2 separate regions of the Homo sapiens genome follow, and region 1 is linked to region 2. Evidence: read pairs that join two places in POLR2A ChIA-PET (ENCODE). Cell type or tissue: B cell. All regions are shown on one strand. Links, peaks and the distances in the headings refer to the core of each region. The heading gives the core; the rest is flanking DNA. Region 1 overlaps NEK6 (NIMA related kinase 6). Region 2 has its middle 40 kb from the start of NEK6.

The links. Peaks named below come from ENCODE experiments on the same cell type or tissue, not always from the same donor. Only the 100,000 strongest peaks of a DNase experiment are listed, where the experiment ranks them.
Region 1: POLR2A ChIA-PET joins it to region 2 with 12 read pairs; 3 of 35 experiments call an interaction of 5 or more read pairs at or near these places.

The regions. Positions count from the first base shown.
Region 1 is chr9:124,322,139-124,327,503 of GRCh38, reverse strand. NEK6 (NIMA related kinase 6) reads right to left here. Exons shown (of 10, transcript NM_014397.6): 6 at 1,066-1,174; 7 at 59-166. Among named protein-coding and RNA genes, the nearest start is that of NEK6, 67 kb to the right of the region's middle. RefSeq lists enhancers at 2,211-2,260, 2,750-2,799, 2,810-2,889. In B cell, for the core only: a CTCF peak has its summit at 1,977; a DNase peak (open chromatin) is centred at 2,193; H3K27ac peaks cover 1,837 bases.
Region 2 is chr9:124,215,690-124,221,054 of GRCh38, reverse strand. No RefSeq gene overlaps it. Among named protein-coding and RNA genes, the nearest start is that of NEK6, 40 kb to the left of the region's middle. RefSeq lists enhancers at 1,946-2,305, 2,876-3,035, 3,945-4,024. In B cell, for the core only: no CTCF peak of the experiment used is centred there; DNase peaks (open chromatin) are centred at 2,204, 3,054, 3,614 and 4,054; H3K4me3 peaks cover 2,576 bases; H3K27ac peaks cover 4,058 bases.

The DNA of each region.
Region 1 (5,365 bases), core at 145-5,144, 110 kb before region 2:
CCCTGCATGGTCACCAGGACCGCTGGGGGCTGCTGGGGCACAGACAGGTCCCCCTTACCTAGGGAGTGGGCTGCGGTGGTCTCAGAGCTGAAGAAGCGGCCCAGACCAAGGTCACCGAGCTTCACGACGCCCGTGGCTGTGATGAACACGTTGGCAGGCTTGATGTCTGCAGGGCGAGGAGAAGGAGATTGGTGTGGGGTAGGAGGCTTGGGGTAGGTGGGGCAGGACGAGAGGAAGGGGGAGGAAGGTGAGGCCTAGCCCAGGTCCTGCTCCCTCAGGGCAAGGCCCTGTCCTGGCTCTGGCTGTGGGACCTCGGGAAATTGACCATTTCTGAGCCTCAGTTTCTTCATATGAAAAATGGGTCTCCCTCCACCAACTTGACAGAGCTGCTGTGAGGGTTAAGACAGCAGGGGTTTCTGTGCTCCTGTTTCCTGCTCTAGAGCTGTATCCTCCATGCCTAGAACAGTGCCTCGCACACAGGAGGCCCTCAGGGAAAATCTGCGTAATGAATGAACGGAGTGCTCAGTGGAGCACCCAGTGCCGTACCCCCCAGTGAGGGCGGGGCCTCCAATACAGCAGACACCAAGAGATACAGGTAGAGTGAAGGAACGGAGGTGTCCATGAAGCAGCCTACGTAAAGGACCTCGTGCCCTGCCGGGCACCCAGCAGGCTCCTTTCTCACAACTCGGAATCATGTCAACTGTGGAAACACCCCTCTCAGGTGCCTCCCCTTCTCAGCCCAGCCCGCTGAGACGGCAAAGCCCCCATGAAAGTCCCCTCTGTGCGAGGCTTCCTCGACCTCCCTCCCAGGCTGCTGTGGGGAACTGGAAGTGGTGTGCCAAGCGGGGCCCCTGCCCCCTGGGGCTCATGTCACTTTCCACCTCGGGGAGGTTCCTGACCCGGGCGCGTGTGTGTGCGCGGTTGCTGGGCAGCCCCCTTGCCTGGGGAATACAGAGCGGTCCAACTTCCTCAAGGGGCTGCCCCTGAGGACCCTGGAGGAGCCATGAGGAAGTGTCTTCCTGGGCTCCAGGTGGCTCCGGGCGGCTCCTGGCGGGTGGCACGTACCTCGGTGCATCACCCGGCGTGAATGCATGTGCTCCACGGCGCTGCACAGCTGCACAAAGTACTTCCATACTGTCCTCTCCGGGATGAGCCGCTTCTGCTTCTTAAAGTACTGCAGTGGGGGAGACAAGCAGAGGGATAGGCCCGGGTGAGCGGGCTTGGAGGTGGGTGGCCACAGGGCACTGCCTCTGTCCTTTCCCCAGTGGGTAACTGGTGCCTGGCAGGGGCGGGGGGGGGGGATTGAGCCACTGAGCAAACAATAAGCCCAGAACCAAGAGTGCTGTGTCCACGCCTCTACTTCTGCCTGAATGGCACTCTGCAGCCACCCTGTCCCAACCCAGCAAGCTCCGTGAGGGCCAGGCAGGCCTGGCATGTCCGGATGGCTTTGCTGCATGGACACCCAGCTCAAATATGCTGAAAGTGGCCCTCAACTGCATTTTTCCAGAACCTCCTGGACACCCCCTCCACAGGGCACTCCTTGCAAGACTGAAATGGGTGTGGACTCTCCCTGTCCCCAGCCCCAGCCTGGCCCAGGAGGGTGGCACCCAGGACACACGTGGTGGTTAAATCACAGCTGCCCCCATCTCCTCGGAACCAGCAGATCTCAGTGCACTGGAATTCTTAACAAACGCGGCGAGAACCTTGAGGAAATGGGCTTGACGCACTCAAAAGGAACCCCAGTTCCAACGGGCATCAGTCTGCTTCACTGCCTGGGAAAACATATTTAGTGCTCCAGGAAGAAAACAAAAACTAAAGGTCCCCGGCCACACTGAGTGAGCTGTAAGTAACAGAAGGTCCTGGAGAGGGCAGGCCCAGAGCATGTGACAGCCACGGCTCAGCTAGAGACGGGGGTGGCTCTCAGGTGCCAGGCCCATGCCTGTGGGGCAGGACTTCTTCACCAGCTACCTGCATACCAGCTTTTTGTGCAGGGGCTTTTTGCTTCAAAGCAACCACCTTTCCCCAAAGCAGGCAGAGGCGGCGCTGTGGGCCTGCTGGTCAGGGCAGCTGCTCTGGTGCTGGGAAGCTGGGAACTGACCAGGACACACTGGCCTGGAAAGGGGCATGGGTGGAGGAAAGGAGCTGGGCCAGCACTTTCAGACCACCTGCAGGGTGTGGCCACCATGCCGGGCCTAAGAGGGAGGGCTAGGCCCATCTTACAGACAGGGAAACGAAACTGAGGGCCACGTAGAAAGAGGCAGAAACACAGCTCAGCCCCAGGCCTCCCACCTAGAAAGCCCAAGTCCTTAGCCCACTTCTTTTTTTTTTTGAGATGGAGTCTCCCTCTGTCGCCCAGGCTGGAGTGCAGTGGCGTGATCTCAGCTCACTGCAACCTCCACCTCCTGGGTTCAAGCAATTCTCCTGCCTCAGTCTCCCGAGTAGCTGGGATTACAGGTGTGCGCCACCACGCCCAGCTATTTTTTGTATTTTTAGTAGAGATGGGGTTTCACCACGTTAGCCAGGCTGGTCTCGAACTCCTCACCTCAGGTGATCTGCCTGCCTCGGCCTCCCAAAGTGCTGGGATTACAGGCGTGAGCCACCACGCCTGGCCCCCTTAGCCCACTTCTAATAACACCAGTAACCATTGATATGGGAGACTGAGCTCAGAGGTTCAGGAACATGCCCAAGGTCACCCAGCACCCAGCTGGGACCCAGGTCTGGGTGCTTCCCACGGTGGGACAGTCGCAGTGGGGAGCCCCTGACCTCGCCGTAAATCCCCTCGAGGCTGTTCTGAGGTACAATTCTGGGAGGCCCTCTCAGGTGAGCCGTCCCAGGTCTCAGCACAGACCCCACCCCCAGGCCACCTCCAGGCCTGTGGCGGGCCAGGCCGGGATGTTATTCACGCTGTGATGTGAGTGAATCCTCATTACAGCATTTAAGCAGGGACGCGCGTGGCCGAGAGTGGTGATTTTCTAAATGTCATGTCCTATAAGCGCTGTCTGACATTTAGCGGGGAGGCGCAGAGTCTCTGGTGGGTTCTGGGGCTACGGCAGCTCCTAGCTTCACTCTTCCTCGTAAATAACTCGGGCACCATGGCTGTGATGGCGCAGCTCAGCCCTTGAGGCTGCAGGCTCTCGGGACACAATCCCTGCTGCCTGACAGCCTCTGAGGCCAGTGGGGCGACCATGGGGTATCCCCTGTTCCTCTGGAAACCCAGAGGTGGCCTGAGAGCAGGCAGAACCAGGGGAACCGAGCTCCCACCAAACCCCAGGCATTGTGCTGGTATGTTACAGATGAGGCAACTGAGGCACAGGGACCCGCCTGAGGCCATCCAGGGGACGTGTCTTACTCGAGTGGGTCTCTGCACTGCCAGGCCTCCCCTGCTGGCGGCTGCACCGAGCCAGCTCTGCAGGTGAGGGCCCCTGAGCCGGGTTGGAGGGAACGGGAGCAGGCAGGGACAGTGGGGGGAGAGAGGTGGGGACTGTGGGAGGGGGAACCATGCCAGGTGAGGAGGAAGGACCCGAGGCGTGGGGGGCCAGGTGGCTGCTCAGAAACTGAGGCCACACCCATCCTAGACTCAATCCTGCTGGGTTCATGACTGACTTGAACCCTGAGCCAGTGTTGGCTCTGGTGAAGCCAAGGAAGGGGTGCACAGGGAAGGAGACACCCCATCCCAGGCCTGGCATAGAGAAGGGATGCTGGATAGAATGCCCCCATGTCTCCTCTTCTCTCTCAGCTGAGGGAGACTGCACCTGGCCTGGGTTTCCTGCAATGCTCCCTCCAAGAGGTTCCCGGGGACAGGGTGGAAACTGAGGTTCAGGGAAGAGGGATTTGCCCAGCCCCAGCCCCCCATCTGCCTGTCTGACGGCAGCCCCACTCCGTGGACTGAGAGGCCACAGTGTCTGGGCTCCACTGGGGCTGAGAGGGTGAGGCGTCCTCTCCACGGGCTGCGTTCCCGTGTGGCAGCAGGGAGAGGCCTCTCCTTCATCTCCTGCTCCTCCTCCGTCCCTGCCCTCACCTCTCCTTCCACCCGGCCTCCAGTCTTTCTTCTAGAACACAGAGCTGACCACGTTTGTTCACCGCCATGAATCTTAGGAAGCTTCTCTGACCTTAGGGCCTGGTCCTGGACCCCGAGCCTGGAGCAACAGGCCCTACGTGATCCGGTGGTCTCCATCTCAGCTCCCTTCCCTTTCCCATCCCTGTGGGACCGTTTCTGCTTCTGGACAGCCCACCTCCCCTAACAGCTCAGCTCAGTGTCACCTCCTCCAGGAAGCCTTCTCTGACTCCCACAGGCCCTGCACATGGCTTGTTCACACTGGCTCCTAACTACTCATTCGAGGGTCTGTTTTCCTGTTAGAATCTGGGATCCCTGAGGGCAGGAGCCATGCTGGCGGCAACCCTAGTTCTTGGCATGAGGGCTGGCACACAGTGGATACACGATGCTTGTATGTTCAGCAAGGGAATCCGTGTGAAGGAGAAACAAGTAAAGCGGGGGCGGGGGAGAGGAAGAGCTAAGACATGATCTAGCACATCTGTTCCCACCAGGGATCTGTGTGCAGATTAACATCCCTGCAAAGGCATTAATATGTCAACGGAAATGTAAGAGCAGGTGATAACAGCTCAAGTAATGCCACTTCCCAGTGACGCCTGTATTCCTAGGACCCAAATTTCAGAAGAGCACTGAGCAATTGCTCAATCCCCAGTGCCTGATGGGAAAGACAGAGAACCCACATCCGGCCCCGTTTCTAAGTGCGGCTGTGAGCAGGGTGGGGGCTCCAGCGGGGCCCAGCCTCACTTGGGAGCAGGCAGGCTGCATCCAGGGTAGAGAGGTGATGGGGCCACAGCAGGGCCCTGGGGACAGAGGTCCAAGCCAGTAGGGACGTGAGGACCTCCACTAAGGAGCAGTGGAGTAGGGGCTGAAGGTTTGGGCCTGGGGGTCAGGCAGGCCTGGGGGCTTCCACCTAGAGGCTGAGGTGCCTTGGGCAGGAGACTAGACCTCTCTGAGCTTTGCTATTTGAGGACGGCGGGGACTCAGTGAGGGACGCATGAGCGTACTGGGCTGGGTGGAGGCTGGCAGGAGGTGCTGCTGTTTCACTGAAGCTGCAGTGGTCCTGGACACCAGACTCATGGTGAACTCCGCCCTGTGCCCTGGGTGGTGGGATGAGGCAGGTGAAGATGTATGTAGGGGCGTGGAGCATGAGCCAGTCCTGGCGCTGAGCCTGCCCATGTGACTCGAACAGTCACTCAATCTCTTGAAGACCCCAGGCCTGGGTGTCAGCCCTAACATGGAAATGAAGTTCCCCCTCTAGGGCTGGGGAGAGCATCTTGGGACCATGTCCACCAAAGGGTCCCAGGCCAGGAAAAG
Region 2 (5,365 bases), core at 236-5,235:
CTCTGGGGATATGATTAACTGTTGATCAGAGTTTCATGGACTGAACACACATACGCTTCCAGGGAACACACTGAACACACATACGCTTCCAGTGTGACCTGCTCCGTGAGTGTGGCTTCAAATTGTCTCCACCACAGGCCAACAAATTTAGGACAAGCCTCCCTCCCCATGCTGCAGTGGAGGAAACGGAAGCTTTAGGAAGAGAAGTGCCTTCTACAAGCTCCACGGCTGGAAAATGGGCAAAGTCAGGACTCAAACCCTGGTGACTCCAGGGCCCCAGGCCTGGGAAAAAGGTGAGAAGTCAGGTGTCAGGTGTTACCCTTGGGAGCAGATGCTGGTTATTGATCTGAGTTGGAGGCCCTGGGTAAAATTCTGAGAAGGAGAGCGGCGTTGAGCTTGAGTGAGGCTGACTGGGGAGAGAGCTGTTGATGGTGAAATGGGAAGGGGGCATAGTGTAATGGTTAAGGGTGGGACTTAGGAGCCCAACAGTTTGGTTCAGATCAGCTCTGCCATTTACTAGTTGCGTGACTTGATCTCTCCATGCCTCAGTTTTCTCTTCTGTTAAATAGGAGTCATAGTGATCACAGTACTTGCTTCATAGAACTGTCATGAGAACTAGCGTGTTGCATAAGCGATTGCTAGGATCATTGTTGAGTCCTTACGCTGAGCCAGTACTCTACCAAACACTCTACCTACATTATCCTATTTCATTCTTAAAAACAAAATATCGGCCGGGCACTGTGGCTCACGCCTGTAATCCCAGCACTTTGGGAGGCTGAGGCAGGTGGATAACGAGGTCAGGAGATGGAGACCGTCCTGGCTAACACAGTGAAACCCCGTCTCTACTAAAAATACAAAAAATTAGCTGGGCGTGCTTGCAGGCGCCTGTAGTCCCAGTTACTTGGGAGGCTGAGGCAGGAAAATGGCCTGAACCCGGGAAGCGGAGCTTGCAGTGAGCCGAGATCGCGCCACTGCACTCCAGCCTGGAAGACAGAGTGAGATTCTGTCTCAAAAAAAAATATCGGCCAGGCGCGGTGGCTCACACCTGTAATCTCAGCACTTTGGGAGGCCAAAGTGGGCGGATCACCTGAGGTCAGAAGTTGGAGACCAGCCTGGCCAACATGGCAAAACCTCGTCTCTACTAAAAATACAAAAATTAGCCGGGTGTGGTAGCACATGCCTGTAATCCCAGCTACTAGGGAGGCTGAGGCAGGAGAATTGTTTGAACCCAGGGGGCGGAGGTTGCAGCAAATCGAGATCACGCCACTGCACTCCAGCCTGGGCGACAGAGGGAGATTCCATCTAAAAAATAAAAAAATAAATTAAAAAAGGTCCTTTTTATTCCCATTTTTACATGTGAAAATACTGAAGCTCTGAGACATAAAGCAACTAGGTTGAGGACGAGCATCAGTAGGAAGTAGAATATGACTGCAAAGTCCTATCCCTGGGCGGCTGCACCATTCCCTGTTTTGTTTCTCAGTCCTTCCATTGGAAGACAAGCCCCTGTATTAAATCCCTTCTGTTCAAAACCTAGGGCATTTCAGGCTTCCTGATGAGATGCTGCCTGATACAGTAGTTACTGTTTATTGTGGGTTTCCTGGGAACGGGCACTCTTCTATGCACTTTACATACAGTAATGTATCTAATCATGCCCTGCTCATCCTATGCATTAAGTGCTATGATCTCACTCGACAGCAGAGGAAGGAGAGGGGAAGCCACTTGCCTGGGATCCTGCAGCTCATGAGGGGCAGAGCTGGGGTTTGAGGACATGAGGTTCAAATCCAGAATCCACATCCTGACCCATGGCAGGAGACCACCCTACTTGCTGTTGGCCATCACTACTGCCAGGCAGCAGCCAGCCCACCAGAGCCTGGCCCTGGTGGCAACCAGTTAGCCTCTGTGACCTCCCCATCTGACTCCATCTTCCCCCTCTGCTGTGGACCTTGTCTAATTTCTACCCACTTCAGAGACTAGGACAAAGATGGCATCTCCAAGGCATTCTCTTCTCCAAGCTGAAGACCCCTGTGTCTGGGAGGGGCTGGGAGGTGAGGTGGGGCCTTCCTGGAGGATACTAAAAGGGCTCCTAACCCTGGTGTCTCTTCCCTCCCAGCCTGTCCCTCTTATGCCACTCATGGCATCAATCCGTCCAGAGGGACACTCCGATGACTCACCCACCACAGCACTTTCACTTCCTTCTTCTCCAGAGGAGGCGTCTGACCTGCTGCAGCTGCACTGAAGGGCCTCTTCTCAGGGGCTTCCAAGGCTATAGGGGGCGGCCAGGGGCCCTGCTGCAGCCTTGAGGTCCAGGCCTGGGGCCTAGAGTGCTGCCTCTGTAGGGAGCAGAGTGACCGGAGGGGCTTTGGGCCTCCTTGCTAGAGACTGGCTTCAGCTGAACCCTGTCCAAATTGTCAGTCACCCTCAACACCCATGCAGGGTTGGCACACAGGGAGATGGACCTTGAGTTTTTTTTTGAGACAGAGTCTCACTCTGTCGCCTAGGCTGCAGTGCAGTGCAGTGGTGCGATCACAGTTCACTGCAGTCTCCACTAACGGGGCTCAAGCAATTCTCCCACCTCAGCCTCTCGAGTAGCTGGGATGACAGGTGCATGCCACAACGCCCAGTTAATTTTTGTAGAGATGGGGTTTTACCATGTTGCCCAGGCTGGTCTTGAACTCCTGGGCCCAAGCGATCCGCCCACCTCAGCCTCCAAAAGTATTGGGATTACAAGGGTGAGCCACCATACCCAGCTGACCTGGAGTTTTAAAGCTGGAGTTGTATCTCTCATACTTCCTGATGGCATTGAAGGGACCCATATTCATTCATTCACTCATTCATTTACTCCTTTATTCCCTCATGTAACAAATCTGTCCTGGGCTTCTATATACCAAGCAGTCCCTAGGGTACCAAGAAACCAGGGCTCGCCCTCTGCCCATGAGGAGCTCATGGCCCATCTATGGGTGGGGGTTGTGGGAGTGGCGGGTAGCAGGGCGGATCCATAAATAGAAAACCCCGGTACAGTGAAAGCGGGCCTTGGAGAGGGCTGGGGAAGCCCAGGCAGTGCAGTGGTTGTGGTTAAGTCACAGGGCACCGCAGGGTGGACCTAGGATTTGTGAAGTCTGAAGCTTTTCAATTTTGGAAGCCCCATCTGTAGAAACAGAATACAAAATTAGATTCAAAAGCATTTATTTAGAAGGAGAAAACAAAACCCAAGACAGTATCAAGGGCTTGGAGATACTTCTGAGATCCCTTCACACAGTTTACCAGAAATGTTTACATGGAAATGCTTCCTCATTACAAGCTGGTTTCCCTCTCTCCCTAGAGTACTCTATAGCTCCCAGCTACTCCAGGGGTGCTGGGAAGGGCAAGGCTGAAAATGAAGCTTTGCTAGGGTCACAATGCAGCCTCCTTGGAGCAGGCAAGTTGCACAACACTGATCCCATCCCAGTCTCAGAGGATAGTGCATGGTTCAATGACCTAGCTGTGGAGTCAGACCTGGGTCACACTCCCCACTCAGCCATTTTCTGACTATGCCACCTTGGGGAAGTTGCTCATCTCTGAGCCTTGGTTCACTCGTCTGTAACATGAAGCTATTGATAGAACCACACATTGTGTTTTTGTAAACATTCAATGAGATCATCCATGCAGAGCAGTTCATAAACATGAAGCACTGGATGAACGCCACTGTCACAGTGAATGCCACTATTCATGATGAAGGTCTGTGGCTGTCTTGTCCTGCCTCTCTCTCTCTCTCTCTCTCTCTCTGTGTGTGTGTGTGTGTGTGTGTGTGTGTGTGTGTGTGTGTGTGGTGGGTGGTCAGGGAAGGCTTCCCAGAAGAGGTGACATTGGTGTTGGGCCCTAAAGGAAAATGTAGAGAAGGGCATTCCAGGCAAAGAGAATGGTGCATGAAGTGACTGGTGTCTTGAGGAAGGGAAGAAGCCCAGCCAGCCAGGAGCAACCTAGAGGGATTCTCTAGCCTCTGGGTGGCCATATTAGGGCTGGGCCTGAGCTTCCCAGGCCCTCCTGGTTGCAGCCCCAAGGCTGCAGCCTGGCAGAGGCCAACTGTTGTGTCTGGGTGGGTGGGGGGTGCCCAGCTTGGTCTCTGCTATGCTGGCAGAAGTTTCAGCCTCTCACCTCTCTGCCTCCCCTGTTTCCGGTCCTCCACTTCCTTCCCCTCCACAGACCACAGAGGCGTTTCAGAGGAAGCTGCTACTTATTTTAGCAGTAATCCCCGGACACCCCCACCCACAGCTGCCCCTGGCCCCCTTACAAGGCACCAAGTCACCCTCTGAGCCCCAGCCCACGGCACTCATAAGTGAGGAACAGGCCCTGTCCCCGGGCCAGCCCTGTGCACCCCTTCCCCACAGCACAACAGGGAGCCTTGAAGCTGGGAGATGTGGCTCCAAGTCCGGCTGTGACACTAACTTACTGTATGATCTCCTGAAGTCCCTTCGCCCTGCCAGGCCATGTCCCCATCTGTGACATGAGGCCCAACGGTGGACAGGCCCCGACCTCTGGGCAGAGTATGGGAGTGGGGTAAACATGGGTGCTCTGCCACCCTGCCCCTGGTCTTTCATCCCAGCTAGAAGGATCTGAGAGAGAGTCTTGGGGTAGACTGGAGTGGGGAGCCTGAAGACAAAAGAATCAAATTCAAACTTACCTATGAAAGTGAATTTGTATTCCAAAAGGGCCTGTGCAAGTGAGGAGCCCCAAAGCCGATGCTTTCACAGTGCTATGGCAAACCTGCCTTTAGACAGTGTCCTCAAGTCCTCAGGAGACGGTGGAGAAACTGAGGCTCAGGGAGCGGATGCCACAGGCCCAACACGGTCACATAGCTGGTGAATGGCAGACCAGGATTTGAACCCACGTTTGTTAAAAATCAATGTCCGACTGGGCGCAGTGGCTCATTTCTGGAATCCCAGCACTTTGGGAGGCTGAGGCGGGCGAATCATGAGGTCAGGAGTTCGAGACCAGCCTGGCAAACATGGTGAAACCCCGTCTTTATAAAAATACAAAAATTAGCCGGCGTGGTGGCGGGCCCCTGTAATCCCAGCTACTCGGGAGACTGAGGCAGGAGAATTGCTTGAACCTGGGAGGCAAAGGTTGCAGTGAGGCGAGATCACACCACGGCACTCTGTCTTAAGGAAAAAAAAAAAAAGGTCCATGTTTCATCCACTACCTGCGACAGCCTCTGGAGAGCTACCCCTGGGTGGGGAGAACGTCAGGGAGGCAGAAAGAGAGACAGAGAGAGACAGAGAGACAGAGAGGGCCTGCAGCAGCATGGTGCAGGAGAGGACACAGGCACTGTGGTCACAGACCTGGACTCAGGTCCTGGCTGTGCCCTGTCTAGCTGTGTGACCCTTCCCGG